Regions from separate parts of the Mus musculus genome. Here all the other regions are linked to region 2. A link is a loop called in an ENCODE intact Hi-C map of the cell type or tissue named here. Cell type or tissue: heart. All regions are shown on one strand.

Region 1 (5,000 bases), 470 kb before region 2:
CAGTTCCTCTCAGTAAATATGCTGGCACAGAAATAGATGAAATTATTCTGCTGCCCTTCCGTCCATGTATCCAGCAGAAGGCACTCCATACCTACAAATATGCTGACAGTTCCTCAGCAAATTCCCAAAGAGGTCTCCTGGACAAATGCAGTTTTAGGACATGGATGGCCCTGCTGGGTGTCCTCAGCAGGGTAGCATGCTTGCTCTGTTTCTAAACTATAGAAAAATACACTATAGTAGCAAACAGGCATCTTCCCCTCCTATGTCATGTCCTCTCAAGCAAGCTCTTTCTCCTCCTTCTTACTCCTCTTCCCTATCATACATCATTCCTATTCTTTCTTCTTTATAATTCCAAAGATATGGGAAGCACGTGACAGATTTTAATTAAGTCTCAGCTTATGCCATTGTTTGCAATAAGACCAGATGGACAACAGGTTAACTTTTAGCAGTAAAACCAAGAAATACTAGAAAGCATTAATGATTTTGAATAGTGAAGACATGAACAGAATCCCAAAGCAAACAAAAGTGAGGGTCATTAATATTTATTATACAAGTAGAAGCATACCCAGGCAAGTAAAAATCAAACACACACACATGAGACGAGCAAGAAGGGTTTATAAAACAGATAACACTAAATACACCTTTGATATGGCAGTCTACAGGAATGATGGGACAAAAATGAGAGAGAAATGCAAAGGGATATTTCTACAAAGAAGAAAGCAACAAACCCTGGACATCAAGGTGCAGTCAGCCCCTGGCTACTGAACACCTGCATGAGGTCAGCCAGTGATACTGGACAATAACATTCTCTAGCCAGTGGCCACTGGACATCACAATGAGGTCAGCCAATGGGTACTGAACGTGGGAGTGTCCTTGGCCTTACTACATTAGGATTTCTGTCCCATGCTATGCATGCTCACCCAGCAGTTCATAATGACTAGAGTCTGCTCTGTATCACAAGTGCAGGTATACGTATGAGGTGTGCCTGTAGCCCTCTAGGGAGATGGAGTTGCCTGTTTGTGAAGATCAGCCAGTACAACAACTACGGCTGACTGTTGGCATGGATAGATGAAGAACAGCCTAGGAAACTAGAGCATCTCTGGGCCTGTATTGGGGGTGGGGGTATTTCCAGAGCCTAGATCATAAGAGTAATAAATTTATCAGTTATTCCAGTCATATCTACCTGGTAGCCCACAGGGCACCTTGAGTTAAGGATAGCTATAAATGGGAACCAGAAAACAACAAAAACTTCCTGAAAATGACCTGATTGTCCAGTTCTTGAGTGTGAAATTTGCAGATGATGATGTCAGGTCACAATCTTACAATGTTGACTGTGCCTGGATCCACTGATGAATTCAAATTTTGAATGGACTCTTGAGAGAGGTGACCTGGTGGAAGAACTGTGAGGCTAGAACATTAACCTTGAAGTCTCTCTCTTGCCTGGCCCTACCCAGTCTCTTCACAAGGATGACAGGAACAGCTTAATCTCCACTTTTTTGAAATCACAAACCAAGAGAACCCCTCATTCCTGGAGTTGGTCCTCCCAGGTGTCTTTCACAGTGACAGAGAGCTGGCTCACACACTTGACAGTCAATACTAAACTTATACCTGGTAGCTGTAGCCTTGGCTCAGAGCTCTTCCTGCTGCATTGCTTTAAGGGGCAAGAAAGACCTAGAATCTATGAGCAGTGGGCCCCATGCCAAGCTGGAGCCTTGTCGAGTGGACGCGGTTCAGCACTAGAGATTTAGAGAGGAAAGAGAAACCTGCCCTCTTTATGAACTTACTGATGCTTAACATGGCCAGAGGTCAGAGCACTGACCTCTGTCCTGAGACTTTATGGCCTCAGATAGGAGGATGACAGCACATTATTTCCAAAGACAGAGAGACAGGCAGAAGATTTCTAACCTGATTCTGGGAGTGAGTGTCTCACATCTCCACAGTTACCTCAGAGGCTGCTATTTTCTATTTAAAGTCACACACCCACAAACACCCACAGGCCCATGTAACACACATACATACACACATACCACTGCAACACACATGCAGGTCTATGTAACTAACACTCTCACACTCACACACACATACATTCACTCACTCACTCATGCAGACCCATAGACATCTGTGCACACATATCCATGCAGACACATAAAAACATGTCTATACAGGCACATAGATACATGCACATGCACACACACACACATGCAGATACACACAAACAAATGTCCATGCAGACATTCTGCTATACACACATATACACACATTCGACCATGAAACACACACACATACACAAACACTCACCCATGCAGACGCATAGACATCTGTGCACCTATATCCACGCAGACACATAAAAATATGTCTATACAGACACATAGATACATGCACAAACACATGTCCATGCAGACACTCTGCTATACACACATATACACATATGTAACCATGAAACACACACACACACACACACACACACCAGTAGCAGTAGCAGCAGTACACTAGGGCAGCCTCAGGGCAGAGCTGTGTCCACCATTTCTCTCAGTCAGTATAGTTGGTCCACATGTTTATGGGTGTCACATCTGAACCATTTAAGTACTTGTCCTGATGTGTCTGTAACCATGAACTGGCAACCACTGAGCTTCCGGATAAGGGTGGTGTAGGCAAGAGGTGTACAGCCATCCCGTCTGTGCCAGCCAGCCTTGAAGGTGGCTTACTAGCATTCAAGCACCACCAGCCTTTACCCATGTCTGGGCAAGGCAGTTCTTGACCCTCAACCCTTCTGCCCACCATATCAGTCTCCTTGGCCTGCCCACTGGTAGGAGATGGGGAACCATCTCTGAGACTAGCCTGGGGCATGCATGGGGCAGGTCCTATTCTTCCTGTCTCTGGCTCTAAGCTCCTTGGATTCTCAGGAGCAAAAGTATCTGAGAGAAACAAGTGTCAATGTAAGCCCTGAATCTACTTGGACTTCTGTCTGACCTTCTAGAGAATGTGTCATGGTGGAACTTGGACATTGGAGGGAGCCCTATGACTGCCACGCCAGCCTAGGCTCCACAGACCCAGAGCAGGCTACTGCAAGATCTCCAAATCACATGTCTCTAGTTCCTCTTCCCATGTCTAGCTTATAAGTACTGTAAACAACACAAAGGTCTCCCTAGCAGCATGGCTCAGTTCCACAGGAGATACTGCCACTTGCTATGCAAACAAGACCCCATTGGATGTAGTGGGAAAGAACACTTACCCCACTCCTCAGGCTGTGGAGGCTGCCTCCACCTGGCAGGACAGTGTGGCTGGTGCAGTGGTAAAGGCCTGTTTGGGGTCTCCTCTACTCACCTAAGTCAAGGAGATACAGAGGCCGTTAAGCAGGTACAGTTCATGGATTCTGGGAAGGAATAGGGTTGGTTACCTACCCATGGAACCGTCAGGGTTCCTTTACTGCCCAAGGTCCAAACAAGTACTGATGTCACTTTACTTGGACAAGAGGAGGCTTGTATGTCACTGCTGATCACAGTAATTGTGATCAAACCGCGGACCCATTGGTGTGAGGGCCACATCTGGACACCCTTCTCACATTTGTCAGAGTGGAGCACAATTTGCCTGGCTCAGTGGGGCAGCATCTCCTCATATAGGCCTTCTGTGTATGCTGAGCTCAGCTAGAACAGGTGGAGTTGGGAGAGACAGCCAGGATATAGGCTAGTGCAATGACACACACAGGGGAGCTGGCAGAGCTGAGGGTTCTGTTCACCGGATAGTGTCATATAGAATAGCCTGGGAACTGTAGGAGAAGGAAAGTCCACAGGCTGGCTCAGGCTTCAATCCCAAAAGATCAGTGTTCCCCATTTTAACAAAATGAGGTTAACTAGAACTGACTGAGAAGCATACTATCTTCCATTAGAAAACCTTTGGGAACAAAAATGCTATTAAGTGGGGTCTGTGTCAACTGTGGGTGCCCAGCATGGGGAGGGAAGGCTGTCAGGACATGCCCCCTTACACACACACAGAAACACATGCAAGTGAATATACAGGGACACACACATGCATGTGAGCATGCACACAGAAACAAACACACACACCACATTAACAGTGTTGAATACACCTATATAGACACTGATTAGTATGTTGGAAGTCTATCATGGGCATGGGTCCAGCATGCCTACCCTCAACCACATATGTTCCTGAAGAGTGTGAGCCAGGGCTAGTCCCTCCCCTCACTGGGGCCCCTATCCCGCAAGCTCATGTAAGGTCACTCTGCTCCTCCTTATCCTTGCCTGGCCTCAAGCATGTCACCTGGCCCTCGGGCTCACAAGTGATCCCAATGAAGAAAGTCATCCATGTTCCCAGTCTTACATGGCTGCACATAGTGCTGACACCCAGCAGGAGTCAAGTGTGGACAGGTACTTGGCAAGGGTCTAGGTCCTTGGCTTTATCAGTGTCTTCACCACCACAGAGCTCCTGTGGGACCAAAGCACTTCAAACAGGGCTGGGTAAGTGCTGGGTAGCATAGCTAAGTATGCCTGTGAGGAACAGACAGGCCCAACACACCACAGTACATCCTTCTCTTGGCCTGGATATGCCTGTCTGCCCTTCCCAGCAGAGCATGGCTGCATTTACAGCTGCTCTGCATTTTCTTTGGGAATAGAGCAGTAAGAACCGAGCTGGGGCTTCTGGTCCTCAGGGAGCAGGCAAGGGTCTTGTGCTCAGTTGTCCACCGATAGTCATTTTGGCCCAGTGATTGTGGTTTTCAACATTTTCAGCTCAGCTCACTCATCCTTAGTGTGGGCAGCAGCTAGGGGTACATGGAGTTCAAGACCTGTGCCCTGTGTCTGCACAGTGAAGAGAGAGCCAAGACCATTCTTGACCTGAGAAATCACTTGGGTCCCATAATGATTCTATTTCTGTCCTTCCTCTAGGCCTGTGCAGACATATAGGGAACGATGCCAAGTTTCTCTGGCTGCCCGGCTGTGCAGAGTTGCAGACTGTGGTCATAAACCTTAGAGAATGGAGAGGAC
Region 2 (5,000 bases):
TGCCCATAACCACTGAGCCATCTCTCCAGCCCTCTCACTGGAGTTTATTCATGAGCTTTGGAGCTGTTAGTGAGCACTTCTATCTATAAGTAGTAAGTGGCCATGCCCAGGCTTCCATTCATCTCTCATGCTTCTGAATTGAGCTTATTTGGATCTTTAAGTCTAGACTGGCAGCTCAATATTACATATTTATTTCTGGGACTCACAGACAGCTGCTAACACACAGCAATCAGACCGAGAGTGGACACTGCCTCATTCCCAGGACCGGGGACAGCAGGGATACCCTGGAGCTTGGTTAGTAGCTACTTGTGGTTCCTTCTTCCATGGGCAGTGCCCCAGTAGGCACGTGTGGGCGTGGCTCCAAAATACCCAGGATGTTCTGCATCATATCCATCCTATCAGACATCTGCGTGCGACGCAGGGTGACACAGAGCTCTGACTCAGGACCAGCAGCAGCCAGTCAACCTTCATGACTTTCCTCTCCTCTGGCTTGGTGGCAGTGGGAGGTCCTCTACTGAGACGGGGAGCCTAGGAGAGAACTGGGGGGGGGGGTGAATAGTTGGCAGGCACTGGGGGAAATGGGTGTGCCATCATGTTAGTCACTGCTAAGGAAACGTGCGTGTTCCCAGACTCACTGGACCAATACACCCTGTTTATAACCATCGTGGGAGACTAATTTGACTTGGAACTTTTTTTTTTAAGGGAAGAGTTAGGAAAAGACTGGAATTTGGAGCTGGACTCTCCATCTCTGAGTGTTTTACTTTTGGGTGGGCGATATGCTTTACTGAATAATCACTCTGTGTGTGGGTGGTCAGACAGTTTTCTTCTCCGCTCAAGTCCAACAATAGTTTGACTGAGTGTGAAATTCTCACATTCCTATTCTTTCCCTCGAAGTCTCTATAATCACTGCTTCTAAATTTAGTGTGGCAACTGGGACTTCCATGTGGGCTCGAATCTCCTACCTCTGCGAGCTTCTTCCCTTATCAGGGGACCCAACAGCTTCTTTTGTCTCCTGCCTAGGGAGAGGGAATGGTCCTGCTTGCATAAATGTGTGTCTCCCATAGATGTCCTCCATTCTCTGTGAAGACTGTCTTCCCTTGTCTTAGGGGATTTCTCTCTCAGTCAGAGTTGGCCTCTTCAATCTCCACATGGTTGTGCTTTCTAAGTATATGGCTGAAACTGCGCTTCAGAGAAGCCACCAGAGACTTGCTGGCATCAGATCATGAGCATGTACTGTGACTCTGGATTGGGGGGGGGGGGGCTGCCTGAGGCTGCAAGGGTGTGACCTTGTTCCCTGGGTCTGTAGTACTATCAGCGGTTACTGCAGTTGCTTTGTCCTAATATTGATGGAAATCAGTTCATTTTAATTTTTTTTGAGAGAAAGTTGCCAGGCTGCTGTGGAGTCCAAAACCCCCTGGTCTTAGCCCCAGGTAAAAGCTGTCAAGCCGGACTGGATACAAAGTTTGCAAGCCATGAGTGGAACTACAAGTGTCCCTAAGACCCAATGTCACGGCCACCCCTCACCTCCACCCTATTCAGTTGACCAAAGTCAATGAGGAAGGGCCAGAAAACAAACTCAAAATGGGGAGCAGTCACCCCCAGTCACTTGGCCAAAGTGGTAGCTTGAGCCCTGCAGCAGACTACTGACGTGCCAGTGAACAGTGGGTTTCCTGACCCTTCGTCTCTTAGTTATCTCTTTCTCCCCATTATTAGACATTGGGAGTTGATCCAGGAATATAAATATGACCTATAACTAGCTTCATTAATAGCAAATAGTGCAAAATCTAGTTTTCAGGTCCAGGCAGAGTTTGGGGAAATAGGCTCTGTCTTGGGTACTGCCAAACTCAAGTAGGTAGAGTGTTCTGAGCATGCCCATAGGAGGACAGGTGCCCTCTTACCTGCTGACACTGACCGTGGGTACAAAACACTTTATACCAAGCCAACCTAGGTAGGCCCTTGACACCAACGCTGAGCCATTCATTGAGGCAGCCGTGTGGGGGACTACCAGTTGAAGCTGATGAACTGAAGCAGAGTGTAAATGAGGTTCATGCTAGATTTATAAAGCTTCAGAATTAAATGTAACTGTGGCCTGCCATTCCTAACGTATCAAAATGGCCATGTTCTGATATATCCGGTTACATAAACTGTTTCTTTATAATTAATTTTATCTGTTGCTGTTTAATCTCTTGCCCTGCCTCTAAGGAGCAGGGAGAACAGTGTGCCTCAGGGATGGTCTCCTCTGGACACTGTCCAGCTGCTAGCGTGGCCACAGAGTTCTTGTTTGAGCAGCCAGTCTTTCTGTCCTGTTTATCTGCTTGGCCTTTTATTGTGTTTTGTCTTATTCTGTTTTCTCAATGATGCATTAAACAAAATCCTTTGTCTATTAAGTGCAAAGGAGGAATACTTTGGTGAGGAGAGAGTTAAAAAGCAGCCCTAACTGGTGTCCTCTAGACTTCCATAGCACCGTGTCTGTACCTCTGTCCACCAACACTGTAGCGCCTCCACAATGCTCATCAGAGAGGGCTTTCCAGCAAGTGAGACAGTCAGCCTCTGTCACTAGAAGCTATGCCCTGCTGACCAGCCAGGCAAGTAAGGAAGCTCTGTCTAAACACTGGAGCTTAGTAAGTAAATTAGGTGATGGCCGGGAGTCCCAAAGGACATGCCTGTTTCTCCTATGACCGCAGTGCAGCATCTTCTATCTCTCCATGCTTCTCAAGGAAACATACATTTGCAATGACATGTTGTAGCGCCATCTTGTGGTCATTCCAGTTACCAACATCCAGCTACTTCCCGGTGGTCCATACAGCAGTCATTGTGGCCAAAGCAGGCTCCTGGAGCTGTCTTCATGTTTCTTTGTCCCCCTTGGTGAGGTTTTTTGATCCGGAACTGGACCCTCAAAGCAACTGGTCTTTCACAGTTAAAAGGTCACAGGGTCCCTGCCCTCACAACCATCTCCTTCAGAGGAAGCCACACCAGACTGCTAAGCATGAATTTCCGTTTCCAAAAACAAAATAACAAAGTTTTCAGAGCCTTTAACAATGTTACAAAGTACAAGCTTTAGAGGCAAAATCAGTTCTTGGGTGTGATCAAACCAAGACAAGGCCAAGATGTGATCGCTGGCCTCTTCCTGGGGTTTTATCAACCTGTCTTTGAAAGGCCCTCTGTCCTGTGGGATAAGGTCCAGTTATCTCCCAGCCTTTGCAAGTAACTTTGAAAGAGGGTATAGACCCGCCATTGTCTATATCGGGGATGATTTGAGAAGGAAGGGGAGGACCCAGGAAGGAGAGGGCATTGACCATGGCCCACTTCCTATGGCCCTGCATGATGAAGCCTGGACTTCAGCCCATCCCCTCCCTTCCAAGTTGCCGTCTCTACTTTCTACCACTCAAACTCTTGAATTTTAAAAACAGTAGAGCCTACTCCACTGCCCATGAAAACACCCTTATGCCACCAAAGACCTTGGGAAAGCATGACATCCCCCACCCCCACCCCCGTGTGCTTCACTAGAGTCGCTCAGCCTCTCACCCTCCTCCCTTCATGCTCACTGCCAAGGCCCTGCCCAGCCCTGTCCAGCAAATGACCACATCACCTGCTTGGCTAAGGAAGGGGGGGTCACACCAAGCCAGAGCTTTGGCCCCCTCTTTTGCACCCCATCTCTCTAGCACCTCCTCCTGTTTCCACCCTCCTCTACACGTTCTGCCTCCACCAGATGTATTTACAGTTTCTCATTGTCTCCATCTTTCATTCTTTTCCATCTTTAGTTTAGTTCAACTGTATTTCTGCTGACCTTAAACTGGGCATCCAGCGCCATCTTAGGTTGCTAGTGGCCTCTATCACCTTACACTGATCAGAGCGAGCTCCTGAACTTAACCCTCATAGTCTCACAGCTACACTTGCCCTCAGTGAGCCAGGCAGTCACTTCACAGGCCACATTCCTACTGAGCCAGGCTGCCATCTTACTCAGGAGTTATTACTGATCCAAACATTCCCTTTGTTAGATTCTTTGAAGCACGTTCATCCTTGTGTGTCCAACACGCAGCAGGGGCCTGGGAGCCAAAGAGACATGAGATATTTGCTTCACCCCTTGCATTTCTAAATAACTACATTACCTATCAAGGATGGGGGTGGTACACGAAGCTAAATAAATCTTGAATAAAAATATACACCTTTGCCAGAAATCCAGAGTTATTCAGGATAATCCTGTTCTTCATCTGACGAGATGGCACTTACTTCCTACTAACACTGACCGGCTGTGGGAAAGCCATGCATATTTTTTTTCCCATTTTCCTGACAGTGTGATAGACTGAGCGGAGCCTGCCAACCTGACGCCAGTGCAAATTAAACTCACATCTTGATTGTCTCGGCTACATTCTATGTGGTATAGGAGGGAAAATGAATAAATCAACTCAACCGGTGGACAAACGTCTATTTGTAAGTGGATCCACGAATTTTAAAACTAATGAAAATGAATAAAAACATAACATGGGGAAGAGTACTGTGCTTCTGAGCAATATCAAGGTGTGAGAAATTTCACCAATTTATCACATTCATGATGAGAAGTCCCCAGATTCTCTGTGGGACTGCAGAAAAGCCATTTGATAAAAGTGCATAGCGTTTTGTAATTAGAACACTCTAAGTAGGAAATAAATATGACTTCTCGTGCGGGTAAGAGTCTGTAGCCAGCACCTGTAGGGCAAGCCGGAGACAGAGCAAGGCCTGCTGGGAACAGTGAGGACTAGAAGCAAGAGGTAAAGCGGGTTATATCAGATTTAGTAAAGCCTGTCTATCAGTTGAGGACTGATAGACATGTAGATACTTTGTAGATACTTCCCAGTCTTTGCTATGAAAAATCCTGTTACAAAGAAAAGGCATTGTGTGCACATCATTTTGAGGGAGTGAAACAGGAATATATTTAAGGTGGGGCAGTGGGAACAGCTGCTTTTCTTTTTTTAAACTTTTTATTGATTCTTTGTGAGTTTTATATCATGCACCCCGGTCCC
Region 3 (5,000 bases), 89 kb before region 2:
ATCCTCTCTGCCTCACAGGCTGAACCAGGGTATTGACAGTGGTTTCCAGAAGTTCCCATCATTCTGCACTCATGCTTGTCTTCAGCGTGGCTGGCCGAGGGACCCTTACATGGGAGCATGTTTGAGCCAAGCCCTTGAGTGGTACCTACCAGTTCCTGACTCCACCCCCAGTTCACAGAGAAAATAAAATAGACACAGCGTTGAAATCAGGATTTCTTTTTTCTTCACCCAATACAGGAAATATCTGGAAACTAGTTAACACTAGGTGTTCTGCTGGCAAACACTATTTTCCATTTTCCTCTTGTGGTTTTATTTATCGACATTTGAATCATTATGTTGTTATGACTTCCTTTCTATTTCAAACAATTTCCCCATTCTACCGCATTTTATACCCACAATTTTGTGTTCTTTTTCCTAAAAATCTATTCTCTGCAATTATGCATTCCTGGGCCTCCTGGAAAGCCTCTTGGAATGTGGCTGGTCCCTGGCCAGCTCAGCCCCTTCTCACCTGGGTGGAGGGGTCACTGTATCCATCAACTGTAGGACTGGGACTTGGATAACACAGGACCCAGGGTCTTGATCCACTGTAGAAGTTAGGTCTGGTTCTTTCTTCCAACCTCATGCTCCCAGAAATAAGACTCAGATTTAAAATATACTCACAAATACCTCGACACTATAGCTAGGCTCTTCTCTGATGAGATCATAACTTAGGATAACCCATTTGTTCTAATCTAAATACTGCCACATGGCTGGTTACCTGTGCTCAAGTACTGTGAGTCCATCTACTCGTATCTTCCTGGGTGAATCTCGAGCCTGGCTCTATCCCAGAATTCTCTCTGCCTCCCGGCTGTTCCACCTTCTAGTCTACCCTTTCCTAGAGGCCATAAGTTTTTAATTGACAGGTGATGTAACCATACAATAGATGTGATATTCTTTCTACAACCCACTGACAGCAGTCTGTTTTCAATTTGTTGAGCCTGCTATAGGACTTCATTGAGCCTTTCAAGCAAAGCAGATGGCAGAAGTGGGAGGTAGACCCAGGCATTTGTAGGTAGACCCAGATGCCTCAGCCTACTCATCACCAGAGACAACTTGCACCTACTTCTTTTGTTTTTGTTTGTTTGTTTGTTTGGTTGGTTGGTTTTTGGTTTTGTTTTTAGGATTTGATCACAATACATTAGTTTTAAAATTGCTGTTCTTTTCTTTTTTTATTAATTAATTAATTTTTTTTACATTCCATTTTTATTCCCCTCCCCATCCATCTCCTACTGTTCCATATCCCATTACTCATCCCCAACCCCTGTGTCCACGTGGATGTCCCCCCCCCTCCCCCGTGCCACCTGAACTCTAAACTCCCTGGGACTCCAGTCTCTTGAAGCTTATGCACCTACTTTTTTATGGACCATATTTCTGAGTGTTCTGTGAGCATAGAAGGGGCTGACCCTGTAGCCTGCAGTGCTTAGAGCTGAATATCCAAATAGGAAAAAGCCTCTTGGCAGGAGGCTAACACCGATGGTGGGATGGCAGGGGTCTGGTAAGGGAGGCTGACACTGATGGCAGCCTGGGGAGGGAGGAGTTGCGTGAGCAAGCAGGTGAATATGTACGTGGACAGATGGTGAGTCAGTTAATGATAGAGCGAGTGACTGGGTAGAGGAGTGAGTGAGAGCACGTGAAAGAATCAAGCATGAACGAAAGGGTGGATGAGCGAGCAAATGAGGTGTGGATGGATAAGTGTCAGTGAGTGAACTGATGAGGGAGGGAGGGAAAGGTGTATGTGTGAGCGGGTGGGTGGATGAGTCAGTGAGTGATGGAGGAAGTGGGTGGATAAGTGCACAAGTGAGTGTGTGAGTGTGTGAGCAGGTGGATAAGTGTACAAGTGAGTGTATGAGTGATGGACAGATGTAGAAGTGTGTGAGTGAGTGATGGGTGAGTGGGTGAGTGTGCTCCAGAGCACACAAGTATCTCGAGCGAAAGCAGCAGGTGGGAATGAACAGATTGTCTCTGTGGTTCTAAGATGGCACCTGTCACTTGCCATTGTTGGGCTTCATGGCTCTGACACACTGATACCATGCAGACTTCCAAAGCTTGTTTCATGTCTGCACTACCATGTATCCTGATGGCGACTGTCATGACCTAATGCTCCCCTGCTGTAGATTGTGTGGGCTTTCCATCTGGGTATCAGCTGGGCTGGTTTTCTGTGTGAACTGCATCTTGCTGCTTCGGGCTTGTGTACAAACCTCTACACACTGCAACACATTATTTCTACTGTATATGGATAAACACATTCAGTGAATGTATTTCAAGTTCTTACCTGAGTCAGGAACATCCCTTAGAGAAGCAGAAAACAAAATGCCCAAAGCCATCCAGGGGGCACAGGGTATGTATGTGTGTGTGTGTGTACACATGTGTGTATGTTCATGTATGTGGGCATGCATTTGTGCATTTGTGCTTGTGCATGTGTGTATGCATGTGTGCATGTGTGTGTGTGTGCCCTGCCTGGTCCCTGCTCTTGGTGACTTTTGTCCTTTCCGCTCCTTAGCGATGGCTTTACTATTGAAATGATTTCCTTATTCTGGTGTGAATGCCAAAGAAAATAGTGAAAAAAAATCACTATATCTGACTCCACGGGACCACGGCCAAGGGCTGGCCATTTCTCTAATTAGACACAGGACCACACCCACGGGAAGAGCACTGCTCTAAGTGGAACTCCCATCAACTTTATCCTTTCAGCTGTGGGTAAAGGACATGCACAGGTGTGTGAGGTTGGGGGTCGTGTATTGATGGCATTTGGTAGATTATAAAAATCATGTGGTAATTGGCCGTAAGTGGCCGTCAGTGCTGGTCTCACTTAGCAGACTGATGCTTCACTCTTGGGCCCAGGGTCCTGGCTGGTGTGGCATCAGTGTTTCTCAGCTGCTTGTACAGCTCATAGGGAGGTGCCTATGGTGAGCTCTCTTGAAAAGCAGTGGGGTGTGGCTCTCAATTCCAGGGTGGGTTTTGGAGGTTATGGTGGAGCAATGTGCACACTTTGGTCACAGCCCAGTGTTCTTAGTAACACCCGGTGTCCTGTAAGCCACTTTGCTTCTCCCACCAAGGGGCTTATGGCCTGTGAGGTACACTCAGCAGTGACACATTGAAGGTGACCCAGCTGCGAGCATGAAGGTCTCAATTAGAGGCAGCTAGAATCTCTCTTCAGGACCACCTAATCGCTGGTCACAGGGTAGACATTTTCACATTGAAGTTTTAATTTCAAAGTAAGTCGTGCGAAAAATGTTTTCTCGGAGCTAAAACGTATACAACTGCCCTTGGTGAGGTGGAGAGTTGGATGAGTTTGCTGGGCTATTTCCAGGTGTCTTTTTGTGTTTAAACTAGTCCTGGTAGAGACGTGGGGGGTGTGGGAGTGGGGGGAGGGTGCCGGGCCAGGACAGTACCATGTCCTGAGTCAGCATCCTGCCCATCTCTGGGATTCCTTACTTTGAGAACTTCAGTAGATAGCACACCATGAGAAAGATGCTGCGAGGTTGTGTCTTACCACGAGTTTGGGAAACAGGGTGCATTTCACTGGGGAGAGCTGATCCCCGGCACCAGGACCTTATGGGGGACAGTAGTGAAGAAAGAGTGGAACACACAGCAGAGAGCTCTGGAGAACTGACTAATGAATGGAGTGGCTGTGAAGATCCAGAGTGGGAGGTACTTATGCCAAGCAGCCAAGGGTCCCAGGTTACGGGGACTAAGACACCCATAGGAAGCAGGGAAGCGCTGTCAGGATACAGGGAGTACAGACTGGATAACATAGGGCTGGCTGTTCCCTCCTGGTACTTGGTGATTCTCAGTAAGATGCTAAGTCACAGCTGAGGTGTACAAGCACAGTGCCTGAGCCTTTAGACTTCCCCTCTCAAGTTGGGTGACGTGCTCTATCTAGTGCAGTAGTTCTCAACCTGTGGGTCCTGACCCTTTGTGAGCATGGAGTGGGGTCGGGTGGGGTGGCGTGGGGTGGGTTGAAGGACTCTCACAGGGGTCTCATATAAGATATCCTGCATATCATCCGATATTTACATTACAACTCATAACTGTAACAGAATTGCAGTTATGAAGTAACAACAAGACAATTTTATGGTTGGGGGTCACCATAACATGGGGAATGGCATTACGGAGGTTGAGAATCACGGAGCTGATGTCAGAGGCTCAGGAATGGTGGGCAAGAGCTTACAGTCCATTTGGTCAGCTTCTGTCTGCCTCTCCCCCCCACCAGCCCCACCTCAGACAGTGAGGGGTAAGATCCTCAAGTCCACTTTGTATGATTGGGGACATTTTGTAGCCTTTGCAGTTTTTGAAATTTGTTAGTATGTGCCAATTATGAGAAAACATGAAACACTGAAACCTGGTGTGTAGGGGCTTTTGTATTGAAATATGTATATCTCCATATGGCTCTTGTTCTGGACTCCAGCCCGACCGGGACCTAGCTGTCTGTGTCAGTGACACCTCAGGGACAAGAGGTCAGTGGCACAGGCCCTTGGCATCTTTTCTTTGATGACAGTCAGTATAGAGTACGGATTTTACAGCACAGTCATCAGAGCCTGATAGTCATCACTCCTGGCCACGGTCCCTTTCTTACCTTTACTGGTGGTTAAAGAACAGCCTGAGAACAAACTGGGACAGGCTGGGGAGAGGGGCAGCCGCCTCCTTGTTTGGTGGCTCTCACTCTCACTGCTGCCGTCCTAGGGCTGTGTTCTCAACACTGGGCCAGCACCTTATGGGCAAGGACCCAGGCACTCCTCAGTTTCAGAAGTGCATATTTTAATTTTTTGTTTTCCGTGTTCTGTAGAATCAAGGGTGTGCTTTAATAAGTTGCTTTTAAGTTTTATTCCATTGCTCAGACTGTTAAAATTACTAGTTCCCTGGGAGCTGAAATGCTCCTCAATTCTCTTTGTGGTTCTGAGAGACTGCCTTGTAAGGTATTAAAGACTACTCCTGGACTGATTAAAACACAGGCCGGAGAG
Region 4 (5,000 bases), 50 kb before region 2:
ATCAACCACACTCCAGTGGATGCCCCACACTCATGAACAGATGACAGCAGGTTATTAAAATAGGACATGAATTTTGTGGGTTGTGGGAGTGACTGTGGGGCTGCATCTGGCATGAGTGAGGGAAGGGCAGGGGTTGACTAGGATCCAGATATATTTAATGGATATCTGAAGTTCTCAAAAAATATTATAACTCTTAAAAACCATAAAAAAGCTGGGCAGTGGTGGCCCAAACTTTGATCCCAGCATTTGGGAGGCAGAGGCAGGCAGATTTCTGAGTTTGAGACCAGCCTGTCCTACAGAGTCAGTTCCAGAAGAGCCAGGGCTACACATAGAAACCCTGTCTCAAAAAACAAAAAACAAACAAACAAACAAACAAAAAACAAAAAGAAAAAGAAAAACAAAACAAAATAAAATATTAACGCCCCCAAAAAGCCAAAATGGAAACAACAAAAATTGCAATGAATAAGATAATCTAAAAGAACGAAAGTCAGAAAGCCAAAACTGGCACAAAATTTCACCAAATGTTAAACATAATAAAAACAAAAGAGAATTTCAAACAAAACCCTCAATTAACAGTGAAAGCCAAAAACCAGCCAAGCAAAGAAACCAGAAAATAAAATCCAAAGCATATAAGGTTAAGACTCAAATAAGCCCCAGGGTGGTGGCACACACCTTTTGTCCCAGCACTGAGGAAGCAGAGGCAGGTGGATCTCTAAATTTAAGGCCAGCCTGGTCTACAGAGCTAGTCCGAGGACATCCAGGGCTACACATAAAAAAACAAACAAACAAACAAACAAAAAAACCCTGTCTCAGGAAAAAATATCAACAAAAAACAAAACAAAACCCTCTAATATCCACAGACTGGGTAGCTAGTTCAGCAAAACACAAGGACCAACTTTCAGTCTTTTGAAACCCTGTGTAAAAACAGTCAACCGAGTAATTTTAATTTCAGATTTTGAAGTGGGTCAAAGACCTCAACATAAAACCAGACACAAGGTCTAATAGGACAGAAAGTGGGGGATATCCTAGAACTCATCAGCCCAGGAGACAACTTCCTGAACAGAACACCAATGGATCAGGCACTAGGATCAACAATAAGTGGGACCACATGAAACTGCAAGTTTCTGTATACAAAGGACATTGTCATTAGGACAAAACAGACTATAGATTGGGAACGAGTCCTCACTGTCCTACAGCTGATAGAGGGCTGATATCCAAAATATATAAAGAAATCAAAAGGAAGCTAACATTAAAAAACCCCAAAACACAAAACAAACAAACAAACAACATCAAAAACCCAAGCAACCCAATCAAACAAATTGGGCATAGAACAAAACAAGAGAATCCACAACTGAGGAATCTTGAATTGCTGAGAAGCACTTAAAGAAATGTTCAATATACTTAGTCATCAGAGAAATACAAAACAAATGATTCTGAAATTCCATCTTACACCCATCAGAATGGCTAAGATCTAAAACCCAAGTGATGTCACTGCTGGTGAGGATGTGAAGCAAGGGTAACTCTTCTCCATTGCTGGTGGGAGCACAAACTTGTACAACTACTCTGGAAATCAATTTGTCTCTTTCTTAGAAAATCAGGAATAGTTCTTCCTGAAAGACCCAGCTATACCACTCCCAGACATATACCCAAAACAAGAAACTTCCTCAAGCATTTTCATAGCAGCCTAATTCATGACAGCCAGAAACTTGAAACAACCCAGATGTCCCTCAACTGAACAATGGACAAAGAAAATGTTGTTCATTTACACACTTGAGAACTATTCAGCTATGAAAAACAAAGGCATCATGAAATTTGCAGGCCAATGGATGGAACTTGAAAATATCATCCTGAGTGAGGTAACCCAGACCCAGTAAGACAACCATGGTATGTGTTCACTTATAAGTGGGTATTAACTATAAAGTACAGAATAGCCATGCTATAATCAACAGACTCAAGGATGCTAAATAACAAGGATGACCCAAGAGAGCATGCTTGAATCCCATTCAAAAGGGGAAATGAAATAGAGTTGGATGGAAGGAGGGAACTGAGGGGGAGAGGTGTGGAGGAGGGGAACAAGGGTAGTGATAGGTGTGGGGATAGCACGGGGAGGGCCAGAAGAAGGGTGGATGTGGGGGATGCATCTGTGGGATGAGTTGGAGACTTGGCAGGGATGGGGTTGGGGGAGACTCTAGGGAGCCTATGAGAGTAATGCTAGCTGAGACTTCTAGCAGCTGGGGTTGGAGAGACTGAAGTGGCCATCTCCTGTAGCCAGGCAGCATTTCCAGTAGGGGGAGGGAGGCACTAACCAACCCACAAAACCTTCAACCCAAAATTTGTCCCACCTATAAGTTGTTCAGATTGAGGGAACGGCCAACCAATAACGTGCCCAACTTGAGACCCACCCCATGGGAGAGAACACTGTTAATGATGCTCTGACTTGCAGACAGGACCTAACTGTCTTCTGAGAGGCTTCATCTAGCAGCTGATGGACACAGATGCAGAAATCCAGAGTCAAACACTAGGTGGAGCTTGGGGAGTCTTGTGGAAGAGTGGGAATAGAACTGAGCAAACCAGAGGGGTCAATACACCACTAGAAGACCTACAGTGTCAACTAACTTGGGCATATGGAAGCTCACAGAGACTGAACCACCAACCAAAAAACATGCAGGGCTGGTCCTAGGCCCCCTATGTATTTGTAGTAGATGTACAGCTTAGTCTTCATTTGGGTCCCCTAGCAACTGGGGCAGAGTCTGTCTCTGACTCTGTTACCTGCCTTTGGATATCTTTCCCTTAGCTGGGCTGTCTTTTCTGACCTCAGTGGGAGAGGATAGGCTTAGTCCTGCTAGGATTAGATGTCCCAGGGCATGTTGGCACATAAGGAGTCAGCCTCCCTTTCTCTGAGAAGGGGAGGGAATTATAGGAGGAGGGGCATGTGAGGTGGAAATAGGAGAACAGGATGGAGGGGGGCTATGATAGTAATGTAAAGTGAATAAATAAGAATAAAAAAGTCTTAAAAAATAAAGTAGATGGCTTACCTTAGAAACAATGGCCAAGCTGACTGATGGCCTAAACACAACAGGTGTTCTCACACCTACAACATGTGCACCTACACACGCTCTTGTGCACACACACAGTCTTACACACTCACGTACAAACACACAGGTGCTCTTAACAGTCACCCACAGTTATACACACACAAACACACACAGACACACACACACAAACCCAAAGGTACTCACGAGACGCAAATAAACTTAAAACACAACTCACACACACAAGCTCCTCCCAAGCACACACTGATCTACACACACACACACACAAGCTCACACACAAACCAATCAAACACAAAATCCACACACAGCTCACTAGATACAAGGAAATCACAAAGGGCAGCACCTACTCCACCAACTCCACCAAACTCCACCAACTCCACCAACTCCTCTCAACACACTCAAAGAAATCTAGGTGTGGCCACAGCTTAACCCTGCTGGCTGGGGCGCATCATAGTCGCTCCTCATGTGGTCATATCAGGACCTGTCCTGGCAGGGCTGGGAGGGACTCAAGGCTCTGGCTTAAGTGGGCTATGGAGACTGACATTAGGCTTTTAGAAATCAAAACCTCTAGGCCGTGCTGATATCCTTAGGTCTCTGGTTTGAATGTTTGCTGTGCCTCCTGCTTTAAAGTCCTCATGTCTTCACTCTGTGTGTCACCTTTGCATTCCAACTGATGGGTCCAGGATGATGCCACCACTTAACATAAAAAAAAAAAAAAGTTCCTACTCATTAAGACCTAGGTGGCTGCTGCCTTTCTGACATTACTGTAGCCATTTCATTTTATACCTGTAGCCAGCCATCTTAAATTATTACAGAGGACCTTTCTCATGCCCAGCTAACCATTAACTGCATATCCCATTAAGCTTTATGCTTTGGTGTTCTTGCAAACTCCCCCGACCCTTGCCCTCCTTTAGGGCCAATCATAATAACTAAGGTCAGTTAGAATTGCTTTGTACAGTTAGCAAAAATAAGGTTGGACTTGAACCAGCCACCCAACTGCCTGGCAAGACTTCCTGCACCTGTGTGTGAGCTTTTATGGTTGCCGTGAGCTCCTGTGGTTTTTGCCTTTTATAAGCAACCCTTGGGAAACAGGGTTGCAGTCTAAACTTCTGAGTCTGATCTGCATCCCTGATCAATCAGTCCCAGGGTATATGTTCAATAAACTAACCCTGCTTGACTGAGATGGCTGAGTGGTTTGTGGGGTGATTCCTGGACCCCAACTCTGCTCATGAAATATAATAGGGCAGCTTATTACCACCTGTGAGGATGACAGAAAGAGGCGTTTCTCATAATTTCCAAGGTTTTGGATTCTCATCAAAAACATGGGAGGGGCCTTAGGGGATAGACAAGTGGTTAGAACACCTGCCCTGCAAAGAGGGAGGGCCTGAGATTGAATGCATGTGGACACTGAGCACACACTTGCAATATCAGAGCTCCTAGGAAGCACGGAAAGCATTAGAGACAGGAAAATGTCTGGGAGCTTGTGGGCCAGATACCTTGGCATATGTAGTCTCAAACCACACACCTAGTTTCAAACAAAGTAGAAGGTAAAATCTGAGAAAAATGTCCTCTACCCTCCACACACATCATGGGACATATCCATGACCATGTACATACAAACTTTTCCATTTTATCTCTCCCCTCCCTCCCTCCCTCCCTCCCTTTCTCTACCCACCTCTCTAACCCGCTCCCCCGACCACCACACACACACACACACACACACACACACACACACACACACACACACACCACACACACACACCTGGCCCAGTCATCACACACAGAGGTTTCCATTATGTATAGAAAACCAAGTCCATGCTGTGTGCAGGGCTCACTTTACACTCTAAGGTCCAAAGGTGGAGCAGTCACATGCGAGGACCAGAAGCTCTGTGGAAACCGTGAACAGATTACCTGTGCTGCTGACACACTTGAAACAGACTCTGAACC

Evidence for each region. A loop is a pair of places that touch in the nucleus more often than their neighbours do. Peaks named below come from ENCODE experiments on the same cell type or tissue, not always from the same donor. Only the 100,000 strongest peaks of a DNase experiment are listed, where the experiment ranks them.
Region 1: a loop joins it to region 2, with 5 times the contacts of the local background. A loop is called at or near these places in 3 of 42 quality-filtered maps.
Region 3: it touches region 2 in a loop (2.4-fold over the local background); 11 of 42 quality-filtered maps call a loop at or near these places.
Region 4: a loop joins it to region 2, with 2.9 times the contacts of the local background. A loop is called at or near these places in 4 of 42 quality-filtered maps.

The regions. Positions count from the first base shown.
Region 1 is chr17:13,938,747-13,943,746 of GRCm38, reverse strand. No RefSeq gene overlaps it. Among named protein-coding and RNA genes, the nearest start is that of Gm7168, 7.1 kb to the left of the region's middle. In heart, CTCF peaks have their summits at 58 (motif pointing right) and 3,004; DNase peaks (open chromatin) are centred at 3,116, 4,316 and 4,886.
Region 2 is chr17:13,470,374-13,475,373 of GRCm38, reverse strand. No RefSeq gene overlaps it. Among named protein-coding and RNA genes, the nearest start is that of Rnu6, 41 kb to the right of the region's middle. In heart, a CTCF peak has its summit at 2,757 (motif pointing left); DNase peaks (open chromatin) are centred at 463 and 2,763; H3K27ac peaks cover 2,240 bases.
Region 3 is chr17:13,559,176-13,564,175 of GRCm38, reverse strand. No RefSeq gene overlaps it. Among named protein-coding and RNA genes, the nearest start is that of 2700054A10Rik, 7.6 kb to the right of the region's middle. In heart, no CTCF peak of the experiment used is centred here; a DNase peak (open chromatin) is centred at 2,665.
Region 4 is chr17:13,519,909-13,524,908 of GRCm38, reverse strand. The region is part of intron 2 of 2700054A10Rik (RIKEN cDNA 2700054A10 gene); the gene reads left to right. It also overlaps the pseudogene Smok4a. Among named protein-coding and RNA genes, the nearest start is that of Gm26375, 12 kb to the left of the region's middle. In heart, a CTCF peak has its summit at 2,530; no DNase peak of the experiment used is centred here.